4 separate regions of the Homo sapiens genome follow, and regions 2, 3 and 4 are each linked to region 1. A link is a contact called in ENCODE Hi-C or POLR2A ChIA-PET data. All regions are on one chromosome and are shown on one strand. The core of a region is the stretch at or near the end of the contact, and the rest is flanking DNA. Distances in the headings are between cores, read along the strand shown.

What was found. Hi-C counts contacts between places; a loop is a spot of excess contacts on that map. ChIA-PET counts read pairs that join two places held with the same protein, here RNA polymerase II (POLR2A). Pooled maps may share reads with other maps.
Region 2: a map of CD8-positive, alpha-beta T cell shows a loop between it and region 1 (15-fold over the local background). The contact joins the promoter of AEBP2 here to the promoter of CCDC91 in region 1. A Hi-C loop is called at or near these places in 2 of 168 maps with a recorded cell type or tissue (CD8-positive, alpha-beta T cell and naive thymus-derived CD4-positive, alpha-beta T cell) and 4 of 50 pooled maps.
Region 3: a loop to region 1 is called in a pooled map, with 6 times the contacts of the local background. The contact joins the promoter of PYROXD1 here to the promoter of CCDC91 in region 1. A Hi-C loop is called at or near these places in 5 of 50 pooled maps.
Region 4: a loop to region 1 is called in a map of B cell, with 19 times the contacts of the local background. The contact joins the promoter of ALG10 here to the promoter of CCDC91 in region 1. A Hi-C loop is called at or near these places in 1 of 168 maps with a recorded cell type or tissue (B cell) and 5 of 50 pooled maps. POLR2A ChIA-PET finds 5 or more read pairs at or near these places in 2 of 52 experiments (HepG2 and T-cell).

The regions. Positions count from the first base shown.
Region 1 is chr12:28,189,018-28,192,018 of GRCh38, forward strand. It overlaps CCDC91 (coiled-coil domain containing 91), which reads left to right and starts at 1,439. Exons shown (of 13, transcript NM_018318.5): 1 at 1,439-1,624. It overlaps LOC729291 (a long non-coding RNA gene), which reads right to left and starts at 1,721. Exons shown (of 1, transcript NR_148936.1): 1 at 1-1,721. RefSeq lists silencers at 1,406-1,455, 1,486-1,915, 2,599-2,893.
Region 2 is chr12:19,437,912-19,440,912 of GRCh38, forward strand. It overlaps AEBP2 (AE binding protein 2), which reads left to right and starts at 1,581. Exons shown (of 8, transcript NM_153207.5): 1 at 1,581-2,459. The coding sequence starts at 1,789. RefSeq lists silencers at 1,449-1,698, 1,759-1,908, 1,919-2,018 and enhancers at 2,669-2,718, 2,749-2,838.
Region 3 is chr12:21,436,231-21,439,231 of GRCh38, forward strand. PYROXD1 (pyridine nucleotide-disulphide oxidoreductase domain 1) reads left to right here and starts at 1,425. Exons shown (of 12, transcript NM_024854.5): 1 at 1,425-1,584. The coding sequence starts at 1,501. RefSeq lists enhancers at 1,254-1,333, 1,384-1,573.
Region 4 is chr12:34,021,111-34,024,111 of GRCh38, forward strand. It overlaps ALG10 (ALG10 alpha-1,2-glucosyltransferase), which reads left to right and starts at 1,386. Exons shown (of 3, transcript NM_032834.4): 1 at 1,386-1,660; 2 at 2,852-3,001. The coding sequence starts at 1,490. RefSeq lists silencers at 1,143-1,292, 1,206-1,392.

The sequences.
Region 1 (3,001 bases), core at 189-2,688:
AAGAAATATTTATGAATACCTTTTTTCTAACTACTAGACACTTTGCTAGACTGCTGGATACACAAAGACAAATGAGAAGTGAGTAGATTGCTGGATATACAAGTGAGAAGTGGTCCTTGACTTGGTAGTCTAGTAGACAGATAAAAAAATATGTGTAAGAAAGCATTACATTTCTTACAATAGAAATGTTTTTTGTATGCATAAAGAAGGGGGTGGGCTGGAAAAAGAATGTAGTCAAGGTGACTTGCTCAATACTGAAACTGCTCATTAACTACTTAGGCCAGCACTTATGGCAGACTTGTCAGGATGCCTTGCTAATATTTTCCACTTCCAGTACAGAACAGAGATTACAGGTTTAAGCCAATTTTGTTCAACAGATGAGAAACCCAGTGTCCAAGGATGAAAGAATACTTGTTATACAAGGAATGTGAATATTCCAGAGATTTATGCTCAAAGTCCCCAGGTTAGTGTCTTTCTTTCTCACTAGACTGTAAGCTTCTTGAAGACAAATATCTTGAGTGTTACCTTGCTCACTCTTGAATTGTCAAAACTTGGCCCAGGACTAGGTATGTGGTATACAATCAATAAAAATTTGTTGAATGAATGTTCTTCAAAATCCTTCCATGGCAAAAACAGAAGAAACATTCACGAGTGGACTGCTAGTTGACTGTTTCTCTCATCGCTATTGACAGTCTGAAATGGACAAAGACATCTATATAATCATTCCTTCCTTTCAAATAAATAATCTGTGAATTACGCTATTCTTTTCCTATTGCTTCAGGACAAGCTATTTGACAGAAAGCTTTTAAGAAAGGCTTTGCAAGAAAACTCTGCAACAGAGATGGCACGTATGAATTGCTGTGATCTGGAGTTGAAGACAAGAACAAAAGTAACTCTAGAGCAGAATTCTTTGACCAAAGTCATCTTACTGGTTGGCGGAGGCTCTCAGTCTACTTGCATCCGGTGCTTGAGAGTTCAGACAGGCAAAGATGAGAGGTAGCATCTAGTCAACATCCATTTCTTGAGCACTTACTACATGTCAGCCACTTTGCTTAGTCCCCGGTTTTACTGTGCTCTGCTAGGAAGTGGTGAAGAGATTCGGCGGGATCTTCTTAGGACCAATCCTACAAAGTTCCAGATGGAACTCATTTTGATTTGGGGGACGGTTTACTTGCAGGGATTAGGTGGAGAAACAGGGCCTGCTACTCAAGAGGAATGAGAAACTGTAACTAACAGGAGGTAGACTGGGAAGGAGCATGGCAAAGTCACCCCTTTTCACAGGGCAACGCTCCAAAGACCACGCTCAAGCTGGGGTGGCAGGGCTCTGAACATGGGGCCCCGACCCGGGCCTCGGCCTGGGGCCACGTGACGCGCGTGTTTACGTTGAGTGACGGGCGCTGTGTTGGGCGGGCCTTGGCGGAAATCAACTTCCGGGGGCAGAGGTGTTCGAAGCCGGGTGGTGCGTGGGCTACCCCAACCTGTGTGGCTGGGCCGCGGTCTCCCCTCAAGGGCCTGGGGCCGTGCCTCGGGTGTACGCGTAGGGGTCTGTGTGCTGGGGGTGGCTCACCGGGCAGCGTGGGTGAGCGGCGCAGCGGCGGCAGCGGAGAGCGAGAGAGGGGAGCAGGTAAGTGAACGCTCGCCTTCCGGGGCCTGGGTCTTGGGGTCGGGGCCGCGCGAGGCGAGCGGAGAGCGCCCCACCGGGGGAGGAGCGCGGACGAGCTTCCGCCGCCTGCAGCCCGCCTGCTGCGGCCTCGCCCTTGGCTGTCGCAGCGACCAGGAGTCAGGGGGCGTGACCAACCTCCTGCGGGAACGGAGCCAGCTCCCGGGGGTGGGAGTGCCCACTCGTTCCTGCGCTCGCCGGTGGGTACCGGTATCTGCACGTCCCAGAATCGAGTGTTTTCGAAAGTCTACGCCCACGAACACGTGATTATTGTGTCACCGAAGCGCCTACCGAACGGAGACCTTGATTCTTGCTTAGATTACACAGAACGCGCCTGGTTTATGTATCCCCTTTTACTTTGCCAAGTACATTGGGGTAAAAGCTCTACAGCGTCTGCCAGCCACATTTCCTTAGAGTTTCTTGGGCCACATGTTGCAATAAAAGTGGCATTTCAGGGTCAAGGCAGGAGCCAGTAACTTTGCCAAGTGGTGAGGTATCCTTCGTCCCCGTTAGCACGCCTCCCTTTCCCAACAATAAAGATATTTTCTCCATCTGCGCGTGTCGCCTACTGCGGAGGAAAGCTTTGGACATGAAACCTATTTTTGGCTTCACTTTAAGGAGTGGAACTCTATTAAAAGCTGCGCTGGTGTTTTTTTGGTAGGATGATGTTGCTGCTGCTACTCTCACTTGCTTCCTTGATGAGAGTTGGGGCAGAGCTCGATTTCCTGGAGGGTAAAGTCTTGGCCACAATTTTAGGTGACTCAGCGGCCCCTTATGAATTCTGACTCTTTCCTTCCCTCCCCTCTCAGCTGTGCGGATACTGATGCCACCTTTCTCTCCAAATATTAATCCGGGTGGGAGTTGGATGATGGTTTTTGGAAGCAGTTTGCATGTTGCGTGGTGGAGTTATTGGAGTGGGCTGACATTTTACTTCACAATTTAAGGCAACCCTTCCCCCCCCCACAATATTTAGTTGGGTGGGGTGACAGGGACTGACAACAAATTCGCTGTTGTGTTCCCTGCTGTCGGAGAGTTCTACACTTAATGATCACCTGATTGCCCTCTGCTACAATTTCTATTGCGTTGAGGGGATTGGTTATACTGTCTGTACCTATTAGGTAAATGTAGTAAGGGTCATGCCAGGCAGAGTGCACCTGCATGGTGTTGGCTAACCAGTAAACTGTGTGGTAGAGAATTGCCCTGGTTACGAAGTTTGGTATCCTCCAGGCTGCCTAGGAGGGTGTTCTGTGGGCTGGGAAATCTTATGAACTGGTTTCCTAGCAACAGTATAAGCCCAATGGAATAAACATAAAGAAAACAAAGTGATGAAAGTTACAACTT
Region 2 (3,001 bases), core at 331-2,830, 8.8 Mb before region 1:
GAGGCTCTGTTTTCAGGCAGTCAGTTCTATCCTCATTTTCCTTGAGTAGAAGCATCCCTAAAATTGGCCTGAAAATGTGTCCTTGGGTCAGGGTGTAATGTGGGCTCTTTTCCAGTCTCCTTTCTTCCAATGACCTCTTCCCTACTTTACAAAAGAAAGGCATAATTCTTCCTCATGCTAAATCTTAGTAAGGTGCAATACCCGGTTATGCAAAAACCTCCAGGACACCAAAGAAAGGCACAATTGACTGGTGAATAAGAATGGGGTAACACATCCTTTCACAAGTCAGGTGGTTTTCAGTTGCTTGCTTTCAACAAGTTGAAAGAGAACCTAATCAGAGTTGTCAGCTGACAGATCATTAAAAGTATTTTTTCTTTGTTAGATCTTTATGCGATTTTTGGGCATATAATGCGAAAGGCATTCAAAGAATTGTGTGGCATTACTATAACAAAACTCCATTCATTCTCATCTGCTTTTTTTATGCGAACAAGTTTTCTCAACACTTATATCCATGGAATTGAAAACTTGGAATAGAACTGATGCTGAACTATTTCTCAAAAAAATCCATCCACTGAAGGTCATAATGTATATTAGAAAAAAGTCCACCCAAGTTCATTTCTGCAAGATGCATTGCCAATAAAATTTTGCTTTTGTGTTTAGTACTTACAAACATTTGAAATAGATTTGTTTTGATCGGTTGAAATAAGAGCTTTATGATCACAGAAAATATAAAAAACAACCCAGATACTTCAATTTATGTTCACATTTTTATTACAAGTAAGACGATCAAAATAGTTCAAATATAAAATATATTACTAGGATAAAATTCTAGAGGAGATATGCAACGTCAATATGAGTTCCAGAAAACAATATTTGGAAATTGTATTTTCCAAACTGTATTTTAAAAAAATGGATATTAGTGGGTGTTAAATCCCTATGGTATTTAGAATCCATTGGCTATACAGTATTTAAACAATGCGACAGATGAAATATTTATAAGCCGGAAAAATGTAGCTGTCATTCTAAACTGTATAAGAACATACACAGCTTTACGAAATTGTTTTAGAAGGCTCATGAAGTAAAAAGTTTGAGGACCCTGAACCAAGATGTTTGCTCTGGGTTCAGGATGTCAACATCTCCAGGGGTATTCAAACATAGGGTGTATTAAAACCTGTCGCCCTGTGTTGCGCATAAAAATTTAGTACCTTACACCGTAGTGTTTTAATTTTTGCCCATTTTAAACCGCTCTCTTCGTAGACTGTAGGCTCGTTCTATTCCTGGCTCAGCTCCTGTACAGAGGGGACACTCCTCAAACACCCCCGGAATGAATGAGTTTATCGTGAGAACTCGGAAGGCTGCTAAAATCCCCGGCCAGCGTTGGAGTTTTCAGTCCGCGTGTCCCTGGGCTTCGAAGCCCGGCAGGGCGTGGGAAGGCCCCGAGGAAACGCTGAGCACTTGCAGGCGCCGGGGCGGGGGCGGGGGCGGGCACTGGGCAGCGGGGCGGGCGCCGGGCGGGGGCGGGGGCGCAGAACCCGCAGCCGGGGGAGGTGCTGCCTCGTGCCGCCGCGCAGGCGCGCAGCAGTCTCCGTGTGAGTGCGCGTAGTCGCGCGCCTGTCCCCGCGCGGGCTCCGTAGCGCGTGTGCAGGCTGACGCAGCTCGCGGGCCCTCCTCCTGCTCTGCAGCGGCGTCGGCGGAGTTTTGGGCGTTTGGGAGGGGGGCGAGGGAGAGAGAGTCGAGAGAGGGAGGCGGCGGTGGGGAGGAGGAGGAGGAGGAGGAGCAGGCGCCGCCATGGCCGCCGCTATCACCGACATGGCCGACCTGGAGGAGCTCTCCCGCCTGAGCCCTCTGCCCCCCGGCAGCCCGGGTTCGGCGGCGCGGGGCCGGGCTGAGCCCCCCGAGGAGGAGGAGGAAGAGGAGGAGGAGGAAGAGGAGGCGGAGGCCGAGGCGGTGGCGGCGCTGCTGCTGAACGGCGGCAGCGGTGGGGGCGGCGGAGGCGGCGGCGGAGGAGTGGGGGGCGGCGAGGCAGAGACGATGTCGGAGCCGAGCCCCGAGAGCGCCAGCCAGGCCGGGGAGGACGAAGACGAGGAGGAGGACGACGAGGAGGAGGAAGATGAGAGCAGCAGCAGCGGCGGGGGTGAGGAGGAGAGTAGCGCCGAGAGCCTGGTGGGCAGCAGCGGCGGGAGCAGCAGCGACGAGACCCGCTCGTTGAGCCCCGGCGCCGCCAGCAGCAGCAGCGGGGATGGGGACGGCAAGGAGGGCCTGGAGGAGCCCAAGGGACCGCGGGGCAGCCAGGGCGGCGGCGGGGGCGGCAGCAGTAGCAGCAGCGTAGTCTCCAGCGGCGGCGACGAGGGCTACGGGACTGGGGGAGGCGGAAGCAGCGCGACCTCCGGGGGCCGGCGGGGCAGCTTGGAGATGTCGTCGGATGGGGAACCCCTGAGCCGCATGGACTCGGAGGACAGGTCAGTGCTCTGAAGCGTTTCCCCTTCCCTTCCTCCTCTTGAACTCCCGGGCCCCTCAGAGGGGGACCAAGGCGACGTTTTGCCGCGATCCCCCTGCTCCCCGAATCCTCGGCCCCTCCCCCAGACTCTCAACTCGGAAATCTCTCGCCGTCGCCGCCGCGCCCCTCTCGCAGCGCATCGCGGCTTCCAACTCTCAAACCGTTCCCCCCCAACTCTCCTTTCCCCGCCCTCTTTCCCCTCGGCGCTTCGCTCCTCACGGACCTCAGGACGGCTCTAACTCGGAAACAGTCCCCAAACGGGCCCAGATCCTCTGGCGGAGCAGAAGAGGGCCTTGATGTACACACGTCGGTACTCAAGGTTAGCTTCTTCCAACCGTGTTCGGGAACACTTGTCAGAACTACAATTGACAAGTGTTTCCAATATGGCTGGTCTCGCCTGGATTTAACAGAACTTCCTTGTCCATGGGAGAGACCCCAGCTATCACTTTTCTCTACTTAAACAAAAAAAGGACTGTTCTTTTATATTAAATCATTGCCTCCCAA
Region 3 (3,001 bases), core at 175-2,674, 6.8 Mb before region 1:
AAGTCTAAATTTAGAGGATGACAAAGTGCTATAAGAACACACGGAGAGGACACCTAGCTGTCTTGAGGATGTTAGATAAAGTATCTTAAAGGGGAAGCAATGGCTTGATGAAACCAAAGGTTGATGAGTTAGCCAGGGAAAAGTAGTTGGGAAAAAGATATGTGCAAATGCTCAGAAAGAAAATGGCATATCCTGGGATCTGGAAGTGTAGTGTGGCCTGAATGGAACACAGTGTGAGTGAGATAATGTGAAAATAAGCTGAAGCAAGATGAGATCTAAATGGGCTTAAGGAATGTATTTCCTCCTCCTAGAAATGAATGCTTTGTTTGGTTGCTATACTAGTAACAGGAATTAGACACGTTTATTAAACCGCTTACCATTTAACTTGGTAAATCAAAGAACAATGATTTTTACAGGTATCAGTAAATGCCTGTAATTAGATACGTGGTAGGCTTTCCTGTTAATATATAATGGTTATTCTCAGTGTTTAAAGAATTAAAGGGACTCGGGTAATTACCAGTTTTAGAGTGAACCATTTGAGAGATAATACCTTACCATTACAAAACAACTCCTAGGGAAAGTTATATGAGACAGCAAAGGTAATAGTAAATAGTAAAATAATATGAATAGTGAATAATATAGTAAAAACAGTTAAAAATGATTTAGCAATTTCTTAAAAACAATTGACCACGAAAAAAATTCACAGTAAAACCGAGACTGGGAATATTTCATTCAACCCTCACACATGCTGCTATTGACTGGAAATTTAAGAAATGTTCATTTGTTTTGACAAAATGGAAAGCAACTGTACATTCTTCCTGGAAACTTTAGCTGAGGTCAAAGTTGTAAATGAAAAGGATGATTTTTTAGAGAACAATTCAGTAGTATTGTTTTGCCTTGTCATGAAGAATTTTTGTGCTTCCACAAACAAAAATCTTGGATTGTTAGGTGAACGGTGGCAATCAAGTGGTTTTCAGAAGACTCAAGTTTCTTCATCTACAAAAATGACAGGAGTGGGGTCAGGATGTTCCCGAAGGCTCCTTCTACTCATAAGAGCATAAAATCTGTGCCTCTAATTTCTCGCAGAAACAAATAATGAGAACTTCACACCAATTCATTTATTATATGAATGTTTTGTCCCGTGAGAACACTGGTCTATCTTTAGATATGTAATTTATCAAACTTCTTTGGGCAACCCATCTTCTTTACTTTTTTATTTTTAATTTTTTGGTTTTCTCTTTGTCAAATTTTCATGGAATAACTACATTCAGGTGTAGTAATAGTAACGCAAAGCTCTGAACACCACGAGACAATTCGTTGCTTCCGAAACGCAGCCGGCAGCAGGTACTCGAGATGAGTAGTGTGAGCTCCCGAGCACCCGTAGGTCGGATTATCTGGTAAGGCACCGGAAGTGACCGCCTCGCGGCTGCTTCCTCTCCTGGAGTCCAGAGTCCCGTTGCTCCGCCGCGATATTCAGTAAACCACTGGGAGTCCGGCAGCATGGAGGCAGCGCGCCCTCCCCCGACGGCAGGGAAGTTCGTGGTGGTCGGCGGCGGCATCGCGGGCGTCACTTGTGCGGAGCAGGTAGGGCGGTGCTCAGGCGGTTCCGCCTCTTTCCCCGACCCCAAAGGGGATAGCACTGGAGGCCTTCCTCCCACCCCCTCCCTTTTTCTTCTTCCGGGTTCCTTTTTTGCTGCGCCCTTTTCCGCACTTATTGCTCCCAGATTTTAGAAACTGCTTGGTGGTCCTCAGATGACCTCACTAGCTTTCTCTTAGGCGCAGGGAGGAGTGGGAGGCAAATTATAGCCGAGAAACCAAAGCTGGCTGATCCGTGCTCAGATCCTTGTAATGTCAGAGCAGACATGAGGACTTTGTATTTAGACAAAAAATTCAGCCCCCTTTCTTTTTATTTTTTTTTCTTTTTCTTTGAGACGGAGTCTCACTCTGTCGCCCAGACTGGAGGGCAGTGGTGCGATCTTGGCTTAATGCAAGCTTTGCCTCCCGGGTTCAAGCGATTCTTCTGTTGCGTCAGCCTGTAGCTGGGATTACAGGCGCCAGCCACCACGCCCCGCTAATGTTTGTATTTTTAGTAGAGACGGGCTTTCACCATGTTGGCCAGGCTGGTCTCGAACTCCTGGGCTCAAGCAGTCTGCCCGCTTCCGCCTACCGAAGTGCTGGCATTACAGGCCTGAGCCACAGCACCCGGCCCTCAGCCCCCTTTGTTAATTATCGTAGGTGATTGAGTTTAGTTTCCAGATAGTTGCCAAGTCTTTAGTGCATCTTAACTAATTAATAAAGAATCCCATATGTAAGTTTTCTATACTTCGAACTCCCAAGATAGAAGAAACTTTATTTCTAGTAAAGTTTTGTAAAATAATCAGCGAAGGATTAAATGCATGTAGGGCTTGCTTTCTTGATTATACTGAATAGCCAGACCATATATATTCAGATACATGTGTGTATTCCAAAAAGTTCTACATTATTTTGTTGATATAAAGTAAACATGAGCAATCACTGAAGTCATAAGAAATAGTGGAAGAAACTCAAGTGTTTCCATCGTTGGATGCGTATTTTCCGTTTATTCACTAAGTAAACATATATGATGCAGGCACCGTATTAAGGGCTGAGTGTTCAACTATGAACAGCATGGTATATACCATGCTGGGGACTCACAGCCTGCTGGAAGAGACAATATTACAATATTGTATGTCTATGCAAGAGATATCAACGGTTATCTTAGAGGTGCCTGTGGAGTATGTAGGGAGTGAATTAGGGAAGAGGAAATTTTTTTAATCAAAGAAGGTATTTTTAAAATCTCATTATGAAAGAATGAGTGAAAGTTTACCAAGTATTCAAGAAAAGAATGTCATCTCCAGTGGAAAAGCATGGATCATCAGGGAGCAGTAAAGCTTAAAGCATAGATCATAAGGAGTCTTAGCATGCTGAGAACTTAACAAGAATTTACAAGTAGTCAAATGTTTTTGAGCAGTGGAGTAACTTG
Region 4 (3,001 bases), core at 136-2,635, 5.8 Mb after region 1:
ATGTGTTACAAGTGACTTAAACAGATAAGTACAGCATGGACTCAACAATAAAATGGGAGATAATGGTTAAAACAAAGCTAAGCATCACATCAGAGTAGGATCCTCACATGACTTTATTCCAGTAATGTAAATGTTCCCATCCCAGCCCTCATTCACCACTACTTCCTCTTATCATTGAGGAAACAGGCAGAGACAGAATGGAAAGGCAGTCAGCTTAATTTAAGAAACTTTCTTAAGTTTAGAAATACTGAATTAGTTTTAACCCAGAAAAAGAGCTCAATTGAGAACTCTGAGGTTTGCAACCTTAAATCCCGCCTAAATTCTGATATATTCCTGCCAAAGGCAACCTGATTGAGGTTACCTGAGAAATAGTTTTTCTACAAAACATGGCCAACCATGCTCAAGACAAAATTACAACACATAATTTATCTTCGGCATTCTTCAAATTATTTACCTCATCTCCTGCCCCCAGCACCTAATCCCAGAATACAGGAATTTGATGATGTCTACACAGCCTATAAAAGTCCACAAATTTAAGTGCCTACTGTGTGAAAGCCATTTTGGGGACTACAAACATAAAGGATGTATAATGCCACCCACTAAGATGTTCACGCTTATGATTTAGTAGGAAAAACAGAAGGCTGCCTTACAGATATTAACAACCAAATTTACAGGCACACCTAAAACATCCCGAATTCTAAAATATATATGTATTTTCCAAATCCTACAGGGTAATATGACTATGAAAGTGCACTAGGAATGTCAATTTAACTAAATCCTCTGAGAGCATCCACATTTTGAAAGAGTTCTCTTTTAACCTAAACAAACAAACGAACAAACACTCCTCTCACTGAAGTTCATTCGGCATTGACGGGTCTCTGGTTCTTCAAGTTTTCATCTAAAACTCTCAGTCTTTGCTATCACAACCAACGCACCCTTCCTACACTCCAAAGTTGATGGAATGAAATGTCTTGGAATTGAGGGTTTAATTAATTCGGATCACTGGAGAGAAATAACAGAAATAACGGGGGAAAAAATGTGTCCATTTTAGGGCTTGGAATTGGAAACGTGGGGAAACGTCGCCACCTTCTGGTAAGTGATGGAAGTGAGCAGGAAAAAAGATCCAAGCTAAGAAGCGGCTTTTTTTTTTTTTTTTTTTTTTTTTTTTTTCTAAGCAGCAAGCCACGCACCTCCCGCGCTGGCGAAATCCGAGACCCGCCCCTTCCGGAAGTTTTGACACTTTGTGCGCCCCGGGCAATGCGATTGAGAGGGTAATCATCCGGTCCGTTATCTAAACCCGTCACTCCGGGAAACAGCGACCCGATCTTTCCGGATCCGCGCTCTCCCAGCATCCTTTGCCTTCCGGTATGTGGCCCCGTCTGGCTAGTCCCGCCTAGCGCGCCCATTTCGAGCCCAAGTTTCCAGCTCGGGTTTCCAGGCTCAGAATTTTCCAGGAGTAGGTTCTTGGGCAGTGGCTGTGGGAGCTGGAATGGCGCAGCTGGAAGGTTACTATTTCTCGGCCGCCTTGAGCTGTACCTTTTTAGTATCCTGCCTCCTCTTCTCCGCCTTCAGCCGGGCGTTGCGAGAGCCCTACATGGACGAGATCTTCCACCTGCCTCAGGCGCAGCGCTACTGTGAGGGCCATTTCTCCCTTTCCCAGGTGGGGTCCCCAACCTGTCCCCACCCCAGGAGAGGCCTGAGAGGTCCCAGCGTCCCCACGTCCTCCCATCCTTAGACTTCACTCGTCCTGTTCCACCCCCTCAAGCCTCAGAACATGAAAGAAACTGGGTATAGTCTTTTGTTCCTGTCTCTGAGATCTGTGAAATATTTATTAAATGAATGAATAAACAGCAGATCTGTCCTCCAGGAAGGAGTGATCTGGGAGAATACTCAACGGGGAACTGAGCCCTCCTCTTGGCAGCTGACGATATCGATCCCACTTTGTCTTTCCTTGTTTTAGGATTAAAGGCATTCGGGTGCTCCTTGGAAATACCAGAAAACTTTCCTTTAGCTCACCTGTCAAGCACCTCACTGTGCATTTTAGGGGTGGGATAGGGTGGACTGGAGGGATCTTCAGCTACCAAAAAGTGACAATTTATAATCACAAATTCCTTCCCTGGGTATTTTTAGTGAACTGTTAACTGGATAAACTGGCAACCAGTCAAGTCACATCATTTTTGAGTATATATTTGACTGTGCAAGTATGTACATATAAATATCAAAATAAGCATCCCCTGCTTCTCTGGTGACACAATATAGGGTACTGGCTAGAAATATAAAGTCTGTTTTAGAGAAAGATCTGATCTTAAATCTTGGTGCTGTGATTTACTAGTTTTGTGATCTTGGAGATGTTCTGAGTTTCAGAAATTCAGGTTACTCATCTGCAAAATGACAATAATCTTTACTATAGGGCATATTGTAACGTTAATACAGAGGGTTTGGCAACAATTTCTGTCTCAGTTTATGTTAGCTGTCATCATGGAGCCTGTGGTCCAAATGTTTTCCTAAACTTAAGAGTCCCAAACAATGTTTCCATGCTTTTAAAAACTGGAACATTTGCAGTTTATTTATCAAAATAAAGGCTTTTAAAGAACATTTCTTGGAAAATAGAAATAGATTTTAAGTTGTTGTTGTTTATTGGTTGCTGCTACCTGAACCATCACTAAGCTGGTCCGGGGGCAAAAAATAAGAAAAACGAATCCTGTTCTGCCAAGGACTTACTTAATCTTGTCATAGAATAACTTCTCAAAATTTCTGATTGTTGCTGGAGATGAGACTTGGGCTTGACATATTTGTGCCTGTCTTGTTCCTATTACCTCTTGCTTTTACTTCATTTTCTTTCATTTTAAAGTGGGATCCCATGATTACTACATTACCTGGCTTGTACCTGGTGTCAATTGGAGTGATCAAACCTGCCATTTGGATCTTTGGATGGTCTGAACATGTTGTCTGCTCCATTGGGATGCTCAGATTTGTTAATCTTCTCTTCAGTGTTGGCAAC